Regions from separate parts of the Mus musculus genome. Here region 1 is linked to region 2. A link is a loop called in an ENCODE intact Hi-C map of the cell type or tissue named here. Cell type or tissue: left cerebral cortex. All regions are shown on one strand. Each heading gives the region's core, and the rest is flanking DNA. Links, peaks and the distances in the headings are about the cores only.

Region 1 (8,314 bases), core at 47-8,046, 180 kb after region 2:
TCTCTAGTGTCAACAGGCTTTTTGTGGACGAGAACCAGAAAGCAGTGGGTGGTGATGTTTGGCTTGCAGGCAGTCGGAATGCTGGATCAGAGCTAGGAAGAGGGGAGGAGATGAGCTCTGAGTGGAGGGTGGCATCCATAGCCTATGCCATCCTCTGTCCTTTACCTGGCCTATCTGTAAGTGTTCCAGCCTTGTCTCAGAGAACTTTCGGGAATTCTGAGAATAGTCTTGGGTTAGCAAATGAGGAGATGGCTAGGGGGAGGCTGGGGCCTCTGAGACTGCTGTGGTTGTCACAGAAGAGGCTTCGGGTCTTAAATAAGTAATGAGTCTATGGGTCTCTCATGTGGCCTTGAGGCGAGTCTCCCTGCACAGCCCACTTTGGAAAAGTGTATTTGATTTAACTCTGATGGTCTGGCTTCCTCTCTTGTTTCTTAAACTAAGACTGCTAGTCACCTCTACATGCTTCACAGGGACTAGTTGGTGACAAATCTCAACAATGGCTATCATGACTACAGAGCTGAAGTTCAGAGCCAGCTTTCCAGCAGGATTCCAATCCTCTCAATCACATCCAATTTCAACTCTCCCATAAGATCTGCCAACTGCAACATCCTGTTTCAACAGGGTGGCCAACATATGGGGGTCATACCATTAGTAAGGCTAAAAATAACACCACTGCATACTGGGTGCCAACAGACCAGAGCACTTAGAGGTTTTACAGCATATAGCACCAGCTCATTGCCATTATTTTTCCTTTTTTTTGTTTTGAGCTGGTCAGTGGGAGGAAAAAGACAATACTAAAAACAGTGTAAAGCTGTAGATGATCTAATAGCATATTAAAGCATCCCTGGAAATTTCTACCAAAATATAGATAGGATGGACAGACAGATAGATGATAGATGATTGATAGATAGATAGACAGATCGATAGATAGATAGACAGATGATACATAGATAGATAGATAGATAGATAGATAGATAGATAGATTAATCAATCTAGATCAGAGTAAAATGCAGTATATATATATTTCAGTGGTAAACTGATAATCTAGAGGGAATATTAATCAGCTTTTGAGGCGATCCTTGAACCTGTAAATCATGCTGCCAATGATAAGAACAGTCTCTGTGAAAATCATAACAAATAATGGGGCATGAGGGACAAATGACAGGGACTTGGGACAGATGCACCTTCACATTTTATTTTACCCCGAGAAAGACTGAGAACTAGAAATCAGAGTCCTTGTTGTTTGAAGAGAGCCTTTGAAATGGCTTGGGCATGAACATGTTCCCAGGCCAATTCTGTGCTCCCAAAACAGGGAGTCCAAAGACAATCAGACTCTCAGAGACTATGTTGCCAAGAAAAAAGTAAAACGGAACTCTGCCTTTTTGGCTTCCCCAAAGAGTGCTCCCTCCAGGTTCCCACCACACTGGAGAAGTCATTCACATATTTTCCCACCCTTTCTGCCCCCTCTGAATCATAAGGACTTGATTTCAGCCAGTTACTGACAAAAGAAAAATGGTCTCTTAAAACTGAGCCGAAGACTAGATTTAGGTAAAACAGAGAAGGCTAATAAAACCATCAGGATGTAAGCTCGTCCGAGTGCAAACATGGAACACAACTGAAGAAGACTGACAGTTAATAAAACCCAAATGCTGAGAGTGAAATGAAATGAGTGTGTTTTCTATAAGGAGAAGGCTTTGGGACATAAACCAAACTTGGTTCTGAGGAGATAGCTCAATTGATAACGTGCTTGTCTCTCAAACATGAAGATTTGAGCTTCACCCCCAGAATCCATGCAAAACAAAACAACACCAACAACAAAAAACAGCTGAGCGTGCACATTTGTAATCTAAGTGTTGGAGAGGTAACACGGGGGAATCCCTCAGGCTTAGCTGCTGGCTAGTCAGCTTAGTGGTATCTGCAAGCTCCAAGCTGAGTAACAAATTGTAACTCAGCTTGGTGGGTAGTATAATGAGGAACACTATTTGAGATTGATTTCTAGACCACAGACACATACTTGTACACACACATACACACACACACACACACACACACGCACACACACATGCACAAATGCACACACATGTACACAAAAATGCACACACATACATGCACATGCATATGTGCACATGCACTTACACACAAACGCACACAAGCATGTACACACACACACACACACACACCTGCACATAAAAATGTATACATAAAACATAGTTCCCAATCTATAAAGAAGAAAGAGAAAGAAAATTATTAGAAGGTTTAATGAAGTAGCCAGTCCATACAGAAGGAACTAATGTTCTTCATCTTCAACCAAATTCTCAGCTCATGAAAGTCATACCTAAATACATATTTGACTACTTATGTGCTGATAATGGAGAGAGAGTTGTTTCCAATCGATTATTATCTAGTGCACTGGTTCTCAACCTCCCTAATGTTGCAACTATTTAATACAGTTCCTTGTGTGGTGGTGTCCACCCCCCCCCAATCATTTTTTTGCTACTTCGTAACTGCAATTTTGCTACTGTAGTGAATCAAAATGTAAATATTTTTGGAGATAGAAGTTTGTTAGAGGGGTCATGATTCACATCCTGAGAACCACTGATTTACTGAAGTCCTTACAACAGTTGTAAATGGTAGGTACTGGACTTAGCCTGTGTACAGATGAAACTGAAGCACGGGGAGGCCAAATCAATATCTCAAGGCCAGAGACGTAAATCCCAGCTCTGTGGCTCCCAGAACTCCACTCTCTGAACCACAAGGCTTGCCTCCTTTATGAAGCTGTACAGTGCTATAGCTTATTGCCTCTATGGTGACTGAGAGGCATTCTAAACTTTCTGTTTAAATATTTATGCAGAATATAGATATGCACCCTGAGACTTTACAATGGGCATAGTCTCATAGCTTCCTCAGACATAACTCAAAGGGACTATAAATTTCAAGTTTTAGAAGTAGGGGGAGATGCCATTTGTCTGCATGTTTTCATCTCAAAGCATGTATGTTTAGGAAAGTTCTAGAAGTCCACCCTCATAAATTGGTGCTCACAGTACTTGTCCATGTCTGCTTGCTTGGAAGTGCTCAGACTGTGAGAGGGTTCCCTGTGGACATGATCCAGCTCTTCATCTAGGTTAAATGATTTGTTCAGTGTCTGACAAATGGCTAAAGGGATGGGTGGGATGACAGGCCTCAGTTCTCATTTCTGGGCTCTTCCGATTATTTTTCTGTCTTAAGGCCAGAGAGAGAGATAGCAATAATCTTTAATAGAGCGATAGAATTTCAAAGAACCCAGAATCTGACGGCTCTAATTCCAGGGGATATTTCTTTCCCTGAGATAGGCTTTAAATATTTTACAGACTTTCTTTTTTTTTTTTTTTTTTTTTTTTTTTTTTTTGAGCTTACCACAAATAGGTCTCTGGATGCTTTGAAATGTTTCATTTGTAAGAGAGAAAAAGAGATAAAAAAAACCTAACTAAAGAGACAGTGACGAGGAAGACAAAATGAGTCACGTGGGAGACGAAATCTGCCTTAGGAGTTTGCAACAGATAACTTTTTCTGACCTCAGCTGGAGGATACCTCCTCCAGCACAAAATTATTAGCTTTTCTTCCTCTTTAAAGAATGTCTCTTTCACTTACTAGCTCAGAGCAGATCAGGTGACAATAAAGGCAACTAGGGAGTTTAAATAATAATAAAAAATCTCTTTCCCCTCTTCTGGGTTGCAAAGCCTTCAGTTCTGAGTTGGCCAGTGCTGCAAGCTGCCTTGGTCCACAGAGGCCCCACACAGTGCATGTAGTGCACGGAGCCTGTCAGGCACCACAGCCCGGGTGTGGGAAAGTATGCCGAAAACTCAGGGAAGGCAGCCCACATGCTGAACACTTGATCTTCTTTGGCTGGGGAGCCAGCTACAAGATCCTGGGTTCCATCACTGAAATTTATTAATGTAAGGGGAAAATAATGACTTAATTGTAAGCTGGTGATCTCATCCCAATACCATGTTTTAATCGTTTCTAAAGAAAGCTGCCTTTTTTCTGTCCCTGCCAACTTGCAAATGAAACAGATGACATTGGAACATGATTATATTCATTAGCAATTATTCCACGAAAACAAGGAGGAGTTGACGTTACCCTTCACATAACCCAGATAACCAAAGCTGCAGTGCAATCTTGGGCCAAATGTCAACTTATGTTATACTGTGTGGGGAGCACGGCCAGCTCTGGCTATGTGTGTCGGAGTGCTCCCCCCCTTCAGTGAAACCCTGGTTCATCCTCAGAGACTGAAAAATGCACACAATAAAGGTACCTTGGCTTTGAGTCACAGAAATTCTGTTAGAACCTTTGAAGGATATTTCTCTGGTTCAACTCTGAAATTCTCAACTGCTTGAGAAACTAGGTCATGCAGAGGCAGTCTGAGGGCCAGTGCATGAGCACTGGTTAGGAGCCGACACCTGTTGCCTCCTATCTGGGGTGTGTATGAGCACTCGTGTGAGACTCAAGGCATGGAAGTATGTGCTGGATATCAAGATGCTCCCTAGGTATCTTGTCTGGGCAGAAGTATTAATGAAGGTTGGTTTTTGCAATTAGGATGAAGTATAAAAAAAGCACTCAGAGTAATAACATTTGTGTGTGTGTATATGGGCTGTGCTTGTGTATGTATGTATACGAGTGTGTGTGTGTGTGTGTGTGTGTGAGGCTGTTTGTGAATACATGTTGAATTCATCACTTTTCTATTTCTGTAATGTACCATGTCTAAGGCTACACAAGAAGAAGGGTTTCTTTGGGTTTCCAAAAGATCACTGTCCATCACTGTGGTAGGTGGGAAGTGTGGCAGGCAAATATTGAAACTGGAGGAGCAAGCTGAGAGCACACATCTTGAGCAGCAGGCATCAGAAGCAGAGAGCTTAGTGGGAGTAGCACATGGCTCTTGAAACCTCAAAGCCTAACCACAATGACATATGTCCTTCAACAAGACTATAGGTCCTAAACCTACTCCAATAGCACCACCAACTGGAGACGGAGTATTCAAATGCCCAAGACTTTGGTGTGTGTGTGTGGGGTATGTCATTTAAACCTCTCTCTCTCTCTCTCTCTCTCTCTCTCTTTCTCTCTCTCTCTCTGTGTGTGTGTGTGTGTGTGTGTGTGTGTGTGTGTGTGTGTGTGTGTGTTCATTTCATGTGGAGGCCAGAGGACAACTTTAGGAAATGTTCCTCAATACTATCTACCTGGTTGTTTCTCACTAGCTAGAAGCTGCCAACTCATGGCAGAACGAACACTGGACTGAATCCATGTGAGAGAGCCAGTTTTCACTGCTACTCCCTCTGGCAAGACCTAGAAAGCTATGCTACAGTGAAAGTGTCTTGGGATAATATACTCCTGGCAGGACCACACTGGGGATGCTACCATTTGCTTTAGGAAATGCCAACACACCCAGTTCTTTAACTCTCACGGCTCCCTAGAGAGGAAACCTACACTTTTTGCTTAGGATTGGCAAGTCCAAGGCTTGATGCAAAGCTCACTTAATCAGGTCCTGATGATAAGAGCTGCCACAAGCACAAATTATTGTCCTCATTCCAACTCAGGTTGGAATAGAATTGACATTAATGAACTTTATTAAAAGGTGGGAACCTTAACAATGGATAATGGGCTTTCGTGGATATTATCAAAGCATGCTGATATAATGTTATGACACTGTTAAAGAAAGGTGAGTTCGGTCCAATGTGTTCCTCTCTCCCGTCCTTCCTGCCTTCTGAAGGGTGAGGATCCAGGCTTTGTTCCTGCTGGAGGATGTGAAAAGCACCAAGTTGGAGGGAAAGAACAGATTCTCTAGACACAAACCTTATGGCAGACTCCTCAGCCCCAAGAACTATAAGCCAATCAGCTTACATCCTTTAAAAGTTATGAGATCTGTGATTCTGCCTTTTAGCAGCTCACAATAGACTGAGACACATGCATGCGTAAGTCTTATGTCCCTAGTTGAAGCAGCCACATGGCATGACAAACTCATAGGCCAGTCAACTACTTGGCAACTGCAGATTTGTAGCTTTTGTCTCTGCTTCCACCTGACCACGATCCTCTCCGGCTTCCTGTAATCTGCCTACTGATTTGGTTATAGAATGACAATATTTCCCAGAGTGAATGTAAAAATATTTTTGATCAGACTTATTGACTTCTTGCTACCACTCTGGTATGTAGGCAGAGTTCACAATGGAGGTATGGTAGTTGCTCTCTTCAGCCATGGCAAGGTTTCTGACATACATGACTTGGAGGAAATAGTCGTTTCGGCTTATGGTCTCAGAGGTTTCAGTCCATGGTGGGCTGGCTCCATTGTGGTGGGCATTTGGCGAGGCAGAGCATCCATCCCAGCAAGAATGTAGGGATAAGCTCTCCTGCACTGTGTGACAGCATCACCTGTCAATTAACAGCCAAGGGCAGGAAGTAAAAGGCAGAACTTCCATGCATAGAGAGAGAGGGTCTCAGGTGGGGACCAGGAGAGTCACCACTGGCACATAGATGAAGAAGGATGCCCAGGAAGAGACGAAGATGGCAGGCAACGGGCCGTGTGTGTGGAAAGTAGGCCAGACCAGCATTGTTGGGTGAGAATAGCTGAATATTTACCCAGCTGCAGTGCCTGAAGATTTTAATAAATATAAATGTTTCTGTGTCATTATTCAGAACAAGGGTGGGCATGGAAAAGCCCCTACTTTTACACAAAAAGAGAATGTGGACTAAAGTTGTTCGCCTTATGGCAGCCAGGAAGCAGAGAGACAGAATGACGGGGCAGGGTAAGGGAAACAGGAAAGAAGGGAGAGAGGGAGGAGGATGAGAGACAGAGACAGAGACAGAGGCAGGAAAGGAGCAAGAAAGAAACGTGGAACTTCAGACAGGTATACCATCCAAAGGTCTGCTTCTGCTAATCAGACCCTGCTTGCCAATAGTTTGTTCATCTAAGGTGTTCTCAGGGAAAATCTATTGGTTGGTTAGTGTTCTCATGATCAATACACCGCTTGCTAGTATCACCAGTTGGGAGACCATGCCTTCAACCATGATTCCTTGGGAGACATTTTAGAGACAAACTACAACAAGAAAATGTGTAGAGTTGTGATAAGGGGGTGGAGTGGATGTGTTAAACAAATAATTTATTGAGGATCCACTGTATGTCTGGGATACTTTTCTTGTTTTGAAAATACACCAAGCAAAACTTCCAAACATCCCTTCTCTTACAGACTTCTTCCTGTATTAGGAATGGGGTGGGTACGATACAATGACCCAAATCATTGGAAACTTTCGTATGATCTTTGATCGGCAACAAGTACTGTAGGGTAACAACAGATAGAAACAAGGAATGTGGAGTTTTGAGATGGGAAGATGATGAGTAAAACTCCAAAAGAGGCCATAAGGTGAAGCTCAGTGAAACATGAAATATTCGAACAAAACCTGAAGAAATTAGAGTAGGCAGAAGCCACCTAGGGTAGAACATTCTAGGCATGGAGTCAAGCACAGCTCTGAGCTCCAGTCACCTTGGCACCCCATTTTATCACATACCGTTCTCATAGTAGGTTACTAACAGCATCCACTGGAATTGTGCTGTGAGCTGTGTGTAGGGGAAGACATGACCAACTTGTCACAAGACAGGGACATTCTAGGAGCCACAAGGAGGCTATAGAGAGTCTGAAGTAGAGGGGCAGGCATGACAGGTTCCTTCTACTAGCTACATATGAGGAATACCAGCTAGTACCACTGCTGTCTTTACTCATAAAAACATGCTCTAAAATGAATGTACTGAGTCTGTCCTCTTCAGATGTAATTCTTAACGACTGAGCTTCGTGAAGAACGGAAACAAGCCATATGTCTTTGCATAGCAAGTTTTCAGCCCTTTCACTCCCATTGGATTAAAAATGTTTACCCTAACCCATATCTTTTAGAATGTGAATTGGCCCTGTGATCAGCAAATGGTGTATTTTGTTTTAGAGGATAAGAACAGAAATGGATGATTGAAATTCCTAATAAATCATGGATTTACATGCTAAGGGCCTAGTTGTTATTTCCACACCCTAAGCAGAACTCACAGACTGCATTTGGTATACGATAACAAGTAATTTAGTGTGTGTTAATATGTATCAAAACCACATAGAGTGATTGAGATGTATGACGGAACAAACGATAATATTACCTGAAAATTGCATTGAAATATCAAGTTATAAGTGTTGACTTTTGCTCTTGCTGGGTCGTCTCCAGAGTAGCTATGCACCAGTAACCCTCTACCTGATTTTATGTTGTCCTCATTTGAATTGTGTGAAAACGCAGACAAGAACTTTGTTCAGCAAGC
Region 2 (8,314 bases), core at 131-8,130:
AAGGTGACAGTCTCCGTGATCAAGGACTCCACAGTAAGTCGACATTTACCAGACATTGTGACGTAAGCACTGTTCTCACCGCATGCCTCCTGCTCTCCGTGCCTCCATCTTACCTCAGTCCCCAAACAAGCCAAAGCAGGAGCCCAAACAAATCTTTCTCTCTTGTTTCCTCTCTGGTCCTTGTCACAACGTGACACAATAATACACACCAGAAGTCAAAAAAGCAGGGACAACTGCAGGCTCATGACCACAGGTAAATTATGAGACCAACAGAGACTGTCAAGACTGAGCCATCGGCTGGCTATGTGGCAGGACATGGAGGAAGGGAATCTTTCAAAGAGTGATCATCTTTGGGCTGTTCGTGAATTCCTAGGATCTGAACGATACTGACCATTGCTAAGAACCAACTACGTGAGATATCTGCAGTGCTGCTTAAAACCAGCACCAATGAGGTCAGAACTCCCCAGCCATTTTTTCTTACACCGAAAGAAATATGTTCTCAGGCAAATGGTCTGCAGAAATCTTTAACTCCTCTGAAGACAGAGAATAGTAGATCTTAATGGATTAAGTGACTTTTAACTATCACTCGATGTATATTCCGATTTTATAGGAAGTGATGGTCCCCACGAGGGAAGGTAGATGGACAGCTTGTTGCTTGGTGGCCACTTGGCAGTCCCTAGGGATTACACCAAGTGGCCTGCTGTGGCCTGGCTGTCTTTGAAATGTATGCCTTTCTCTCTCTGGGTAGAATGAAGATTAATCATTTCAATCCTATCTTTGCTATTTTCGAAAGCTCCTTTCTATCCCAAAGCCATCTTTCCATACTGTCAGACAAATGCTAATGTCCACTCCCATAAATAAAAATGCTTACAAATTTGCCATTAAGGACAGGCTCGTTCTCACTGCTACCCAGACATTACAAAATCTACTCATAGGCTCTACCCCAAAGTACAGACTTTGTTACTTTCATTCACTCTCTTCAAATTATCATGCATGTTGGGTAATTTTATCCTCTGGTTTGTCCATACCCACACTTCCTGCATTGCCCCAGATGGCCTGAAGATGGCACTGTAGATTCTTCTTTCAGCGGTGATCTAGAGCGTGGAATTTTGTTTTTAATTTTTCACAAGTTTACAACACACGGACTGGCTAGTGTGAGGCTCCTCAGCTCACCACCGCTCAAGAGAGAAAAGTGACACCATATGCATTTGGACAGAGCATTTGGACCTGCATAGCTGAAGGTATTGCACCTAGTCTCAATAAGTCTGGGGATGTGATTTCTTGTTTACAGGTCAAGCGGTCCCGGGTTCAAATCCAGGACAAGCCTGTCTTAATTCTCCAGCAGGAAGTCAGAGTGAACGTGTTTTCTAAACTATGGTTAAGACCCCCCCTACATTGCTAATATGTGAACATTTCTCCTTAAGATACCTAAACTACTTTGGCTGTTTTCTAAAGACAAAACTCATTTAAGAAAATTCCTAATTTAAGGAATTATTGGATTAAGAAAAGAAAGAAATCAAGGGCGCATATCCTCAGAACGTGGACCATGTCATTCCTTCGTCCAGGCATTTCCAACCATCCTTCCTTTCTTCCATTCGAATTCAGACCCCAGTGAGTCAGGCACTCGCTGGGCCACAGGGAGATTGGCTAAAGGAGACAGGTGAAGCTTTGCAGCTTTGGGGCTGGGGTGAGGAGGCAGGAAGGGCTGCAGGGTCAGTGGGGGGTAGTGTGGGGGTGGGGATGGGGGGGGGAGGAGTATGGACAGGTGTAGGAGACCTCCCTGAAGAGGTAGCCTTCTTCAAGTAGAGCAGGAGTGGCTGTGACATTCACACCCCAGCGAGGCGGAAGAACACAGGGCGGAAGCGAAGTAAGAGTCTACCTTGGGCCAGTGGCATCAAGTGGGGGAGAGGTGAGAGAAGGAGCCAGGAGCATATGTGAGACCAGAGCTGCAGACAAAAGCTTAATAGATATTAGTCATATTATAAAACAATAGAGACAGTGGAGTATAATACAGAGAGACTGGGGGCTGGAGAGATGGCTAAGTGGTTAAGAGCACCAACTGTTCTTCCAGAGGTCCTGAGTTCAATTCCCAGCAACCACAGGGTGGTTCACAACCATCTGTAATGGGATCTGGTGTGTCTGAAGACAGCTACAGTGTACTCCTATACATACAGGCTGGAGTTAAAACTTGTCAGTGTTTATAGTTAGAGTGCTGCGTCACTCTCAGCCCAGGCTGTACACAGGCTACCCTACTTTCTATGGAGTTTCTTGCATTAGTGAAGACATCCTCATTAGATCACCCACTGGAAGGATGAATAGACACACGTCAGAATGTATTCCCTGAGCCTCTGTAGAATTCAACCTTCAAAATCAAGAAATGTCCTGCGCGATTGCCAAGCCCAGCGCCTTGCAGCATCTCTCATCCCTCCATGTCTCTTGCCTGTGCACACAGGAAGGACTAGCCTACCACACTTGCGTCTAAGAGATGGACTTCAAGGGCGCACTAGAATAGACTGGCCCTGCTCTGTCACGACTAATGGACCGAGTTGCTCTCGAGAACTCGAGATGCTGTTTCCCGATCCCAAATCTAATCATACATGGATACGTGAGAACCAAGTGTTTCGGGGATACTTGAGGAGCTGGCTGCGGGGATGTTGCGGAGACACCTTCTGGTCTGCTGACGGAAGGAAAGAGAATGACCACAGTGTGTCCGACTCATTTCTTCTTGTAGCTACATTTAAGTATCCTAAGGTGCACCCAGGCAAAAACAACCCATCTCACTTTCACATGTGGAGACCAGCACTTAGCAAAAGCACAATAAATGTCGACGTTCAAAGAAAGTCCTAAACTTACCCCATGCCAGGCTTAGTGACGCTTCACTGTAACTAAACAAACAAACATACCTGTGCACACACACAAATGCAGTTATAACCTAATTTGTAAAAAGCAACATATGTTATACATTACTTGAAACCTGTACTTACAGAGATTTTTTTTTATGGCACAATAATCTTAAATCTCAGGATATAAAACTTCGGCGCGAGTTTTCTCCCTGCTGAATTTTGAATCGGGGATCTTGCTGTTCCTGTTATTATCCAGCATCACCACAGGCTGCCCAAGTGCCCCCAAAGCTAGTCACCTGCTCCTCGGGAAACAGAGAAGGGACATAGCTGTGCTACATGGTGGTAAGGCTGAGAAAGAGCCTTGCTAGGTGTGTGATAGTTTGGGGCTACACTTTGAGCATTAGAAAGGCAGAGGCAAGAGTTCAAGGCTAGCCTGGGCTATACAGCTAGACTCTTGTCTTAAAAACAGCTGACTGATCTTAAAGAAAGCAATTTCCTTTTTGTGAGCTACGTAAGTATAATTGATATTGTGCTTGGTAATATATACATACTAGATATGTATGGTATTTTTAATGTTTTTATTTATTCTTGGAGAACTTATACACGATTTTGTCATATTCTTTACCCTCCAGGGATGGGGCCTGCACTGCAGTGTGGTTGATATAGTCCACTGGGCAAAAGTAACTGATTTTTTTTTTTTTTTTTTTTGGTTATCAACTATGATAGCTTCTTGGCTAGCAGTGGGACTTTGTGTCCACTTCTATATGCAAATTTTCTGAGACAGAGTTTCGTGTCCCATGGCTGGCTTCTAACTTGATATGTGGCTGAAGACTGGCTTTGAATTTCTCCTTTTTTCTGCCTCCATCTCCCAAGCACTGAGACTATAGGAAGGCGCCACCCACCCCATAATCACGGTAGGCAAACAATATACAAACTGAGCCATCGCCCCTGGCCTAATGAATATTACCCATAAGATAGCAAATCCATTTTTTATCTCGTGAACATTCTTCTCTATTTAATAGAAATAAACACGGAACAATATTCAGCTAATACCATCTACTACCTGCCATAAAAACTCAAGAGGTCACCCAGCTGCAGGGACAAGACTGAAGTGAGGTCAGAGACAGAAAGCCTGGGCAGTAAGGAAACGCTCACTTTCAAGGTTGGGAAGAGACAGAGGCTGGCGCCCCCTAGTGCTCAGTCCTGCGTAAGTCTCTTGCTTGAGGCCAACCGTGGGCCTTCCTAGTGGAAAGTCTGCATTTCACACACATCTCAGTGCAGTCAATTCTCCAACTGTGAGGGAGAGTAATTCTCCCCCGGAGTCTTAGAACTCCATAAACATCTACTGCAAACAGCAACACCAGTCATATTTTATCAACCCAGTCAAAACACTCTCTTATTCAGACATGTTTTGTTTGTTTTTCATTTCAGAGTCCTTTCTCAGCTAGAACTTTCTTCTTCTTGTCTTTAGTTCAGCTTGCTGGCTTTTTGTTTTGTCTGAGAGAGCATCTCACACTGTGGACCATGCTGGTGTCAAATCCACAGCAACCTTCAGGTCCCAGATTTCTGGGACTGTAGGTACAAGCCACCATTCTCAGCTTTGGCCTGTAGTTTCTGGCTTTCTGCTTAACAAAGTAAAAAGTCACCTCCATAAATGATCAAGGCGCCTCGTGTAGTGTGAAATCCAAGGCAACAAGCCCATCCCAGGATAAGAGTCACATGCTGTGAAGTCAAGCAGATTTGGGGAGAGGCATATTCACACCTTGATGACGCTGGGTAAAGTAGCTATAGTAAAATGGCTCCTACCTTACTAGGCTGTTGGTAGATGATCTGAGTGCATAAATGGAAACACCTTCTGTGGTGCCTGCCCCTTGGGAATATCCTTGTAAATGACACCTATGTAAATATCCATCAGAGCCATAGGCAAACTGAAGCCTCCAGCGTATTCTACAAAGCTCACCTTTGCGGCTCCAGCACACAACTCTGGCATACACCGCCTCCGCTAGACTAAGCCATTTCTGGTCACTGAACTGTCTCAGTGCTAATTTGTTTTCATGTCAACTCCTCTCCAGTATTTTGACATAGTTATTTCTTTTTCTCATTTCTAGAAGCGACTTATTAGAATCCCAACATAACATACACTCGGTGATGGAGTGCGAAGTCAAATGTTCTTCGGTTTATTTGTGGCGTGATATTATTTCCATTTGTTTATATCTTATTGTCGGGTGTGTGGAAGCAATGGCTCACTGGTAAGAGTGCTTGCTGCTCTTCACAGGTCCAGCATCAGGGCCCTAACATCTACATCAAGCAGCTGACAACCACCACCTGTGACTCTGGGGAACCCCACGCCTTCTTCTGGCCTCTGAGGGTATCAGTGTGTGTGTGTGTGTGTGTGTGTGTGTGTGTGTGTGTGTGTGTCTGTGTCTAAAATTTAAAGACTTTTTAAAAGTTTTTATATCCTACTGTCTCCCAGTCCAGTATTTAGCTTGGTAAAGAACAGTATATATTAATTTCTTTTTACTAAGGCTGAGAAGTTTTTTCAATATGGATACATTTCCTAGAAAATTATTTGAATCCATCAATTATGTCACATTAACTTTCTACAAGTAATGGCAGGCTTTTCAAGTTTATGAAATATAATTGTTGTCACAACAGTACAACCAACCCACTCTTTAATTCTGCTATTTACAGATCTGGGATGGTTAATTTTAATTGTCAACTTGGCACAACCTAGGATCACCCAAGGATAAACAGTCTTAATGAAGGACTACGGAGATCAGGTTGACCTGTGTGCATGTTTGTGGGAGATTGTCTTGATTACACATACACTGATCCGTGAAGATTCAGCCCACTACGAGTGGCACCATTCCCTAGGCAGGGAGCCTTACACTGTAGGAGTAAAGAAACATAGCTCTATACAAGTATGCATAAACTTATTCTCCCTCTACTCTTGCATGTGATCTAGATAAGCTGCTTTGAGTGTTTACACTAGCTTTTCTGCAATGACTGACAGCAACCTGGAATTACAAGTGAAACAAACAAACAGCCTTTCTCCCCTAAGCTGCTTTTGGTAAGGCATTTTATCACAGCTCAGAAAAGAAAGGACAAGGTCCTGTTACCACATGGCATAAATTCTTAGGCCCAGAAACTGCTGAACGCACATGGAAGACATTTGAAATCTCAATCTATGACCTTTTACAATTGTAACTTTTTCTACCTCATCTCTTTTCCATAATTTCCTTGGTTCTAATTATCCTCAAAACCACTTTAAGTAAGGCTACTCCTTTCATGAGATGTCTCAAAAGGACACTGGATTCAGAAAACAAGGAGATGACCTGCATGGTGCGTAGCGCATGCCTACACATGCTAAGCACTAACTTAATAAAAACCCGATGAAGAGCAGTAGCTCTTCTTCCTCGGCTTTGACTCATGCTTCTCTCAAACCTTCTTAAAATGTTCTTTGCCTTCTCAGCTTGGGTTCTCTGGCACCTCTGGGGTGGACAAGTTCTCCAAGCCAAAAAGCAGAGTTCCAAGCCTTCTGCAACTGAAAACCCTTCACAGAGATGCACTCAACGGATGTCCATCTTTTCATGCACCAGCTAGTAACTTGTCCTGCAAGTTAATGATTCAGGCAGGTCACTGGCAGAAATGCAAAACTTTCACATCTGGCGAGCAGCCAAATGCCATCTATCCACAGTGGAAGTCTGAGGCCCGACTGTGTCCGGGCTACAGGCTTATGAAGGCCAGGACTTACGGGCAGAAGGATGGAGGAAATCACCTTGTGACATGGTTTCAGGTTAAGGGTTAGAGACATGCAAAAACCAAATCCAGGACAGGTTTGTTTATATCCTTATCGGCATGTTGTCCCTCAATTCCCAGGGGCCTCTCACTGAGGCTTACTTTTCCATATGGGCCATATTTTTCCCTTATTTTCTTCTGTCTCTTCCCCCTTCCTCTTTGTATCTCTGTTTCCCTGTCTTGGACAGATTCGAATGTAGGCAAGGCTGCCTCAAACTTACTGTTTAGCCAAGGGTGATCTTGAACTTCCAATCCCTCTGTCTTCACCTTCTGAATGCTAGAATAGCAGGCATGCACCATCACATAGGGCTTAATACATTGCTCGAGGAGGTACCAAGGGCCTTATGCATGCTCTGTAGGCAAGCACTCTACCAAGTGATGAGCTACATCTCCAGCTCTCCTATTTTTCTTCATTTGTGACTCAATGGTTCAGAACTAAGAAAGAAGTGACTATAAAAAGGGATACATGGATGCTAGCTTTGCTGGTAATAATCATTGATAGTAACAGAATGCAACCCAGTATCTATGATAAATGCCTTTCCAGTTCCTCCAAATGAAGCAATCAATCTTCAGAACATCTTTATGACACACTGGATGGCCCATAATATTTTAAGTAAGATCATATAGAAAGGAATCATGACCGATTATTTTCATATAAAAATGATGTCAATGATGGCTTGTTGTTTGCTTGGTAGAGATAATGAAGTTCTGTGTTACTTGATGAGGGAACTACATCACAGTCCAGTACACAGCTTCCATGAGTCCACAATTAATCAAGTAGATTTCATTAACTTGCTCTAAGGTAATAAATTAACTTGCCTTCTAACTCAATAACTTTTCTCATTTTCTTTCTTCCTGCTAGATAGAGTCATGATTTGGGCTGGGTGGGCAGCGTACTCTGTGAAACATTTTCTTGGACTCCCTTGCAGCTAAGGGAGATCAAGTATCCCCTCACGAAGGAAAGAAACGCTAGAATTTTCTGGTAGTTTTAAGAAAGTTAGCATTTGTGTGATTAAAAGAACTATCTCAATATATACACCCTCTTCCTTTGCTCTCCTTCTCTACTGTGTCTGAAACACAGGATGCATACCTAAGTAGTCATCAGTTACCATAAGGAAGGGAATCACACTTGATGGTGTAGCAGAGAGGAAGGAATTCCAGCTCAACCAGTCTTGGAATTCTGCCCTACAGGGTCCTGGCTATAGGAGAATGTGCAGCTATTTGTCAGTGCTGAGGGTATATTAACCTGAGGGTATATTCATAACAAACACAGTTGGTTAGTGAAGTAAGAGAGAGAGAAACAGACAGAGAGAGACAGAGTGAGAGTCAGTCATGGTAGTCCATCCCAGGTAATCCGAGTACTCGGAGGCTGAGGCAGGAAGGTCATGAATCGTAACCTGAGCTACAGCACAGTAAGACAGGGCTCTGTCTAAACACAAAACAACCAAACACAATGAAAAGAAAGCAACAGAAGACAAACTTTCACAAAGCACTGGTCTGGGCGGTTGGCATGCATAACTCATCATCTTTCAGGCCCATGGGGACCCTGAGAAGTACGCAGGTGAAGGTACCAAGGCCCGGGTGCTTAGTTAAGGGACCTACCCAAGGCCACGCAACTGACACAGTACTCCCTTGTCTATGTGGGTTTTTTGCTTCCTGAAGTTTCTGTTACC

The links. A loop is a pair of places that touch in the nucleus more often than their neighbours do. Peaks named below come from ENCODE experiments on the same cell type or tissue, not always from the same donor. Only the 100,000 strongest peaks of a DNase experiment are listed, where the experiment ranks them.
Region 1: a loop joins it to region 2, with 2.6 times the contacts of the local background. A loop is called at or near these places in 15 of 42 quality-filtered maps.

The regions. Positions count from the first base shown.
Region 1 is chr10:8,969,186-8,977,499 of GRCm38, forward strand. No RefSeq gene overlaps it. Among named protein-coding and RNA genes, the nearest start is that of Gm51794, 35 kb to the right of the region's middle. In left cerebral cortex, for the core only: a CTCF peak has its summit at 4,985; DNase peaks (open chromatin) are centred at 3,789, 4,972 and 5,296; H3K27ac peaks cover 343 bases.
Region 2 is chr10:8,791,510-8,799,823 of GRCm38, forward strand. The region is part of intron 4 of Sash1 (SAM and SH3 domain containing 1); the gene reads right to left. Among named protein-coding and RNA genes, the nearest start is that of Gm25410, 28 kb to the right of the region's middle. In left cerebral cortex, for the core only: CTCF peaks have their summits at 1,051 (motif pointing right) and 4,035 (motif pointing left); DNase peaks (open chromatin) are centred at 1,061 and 4,040.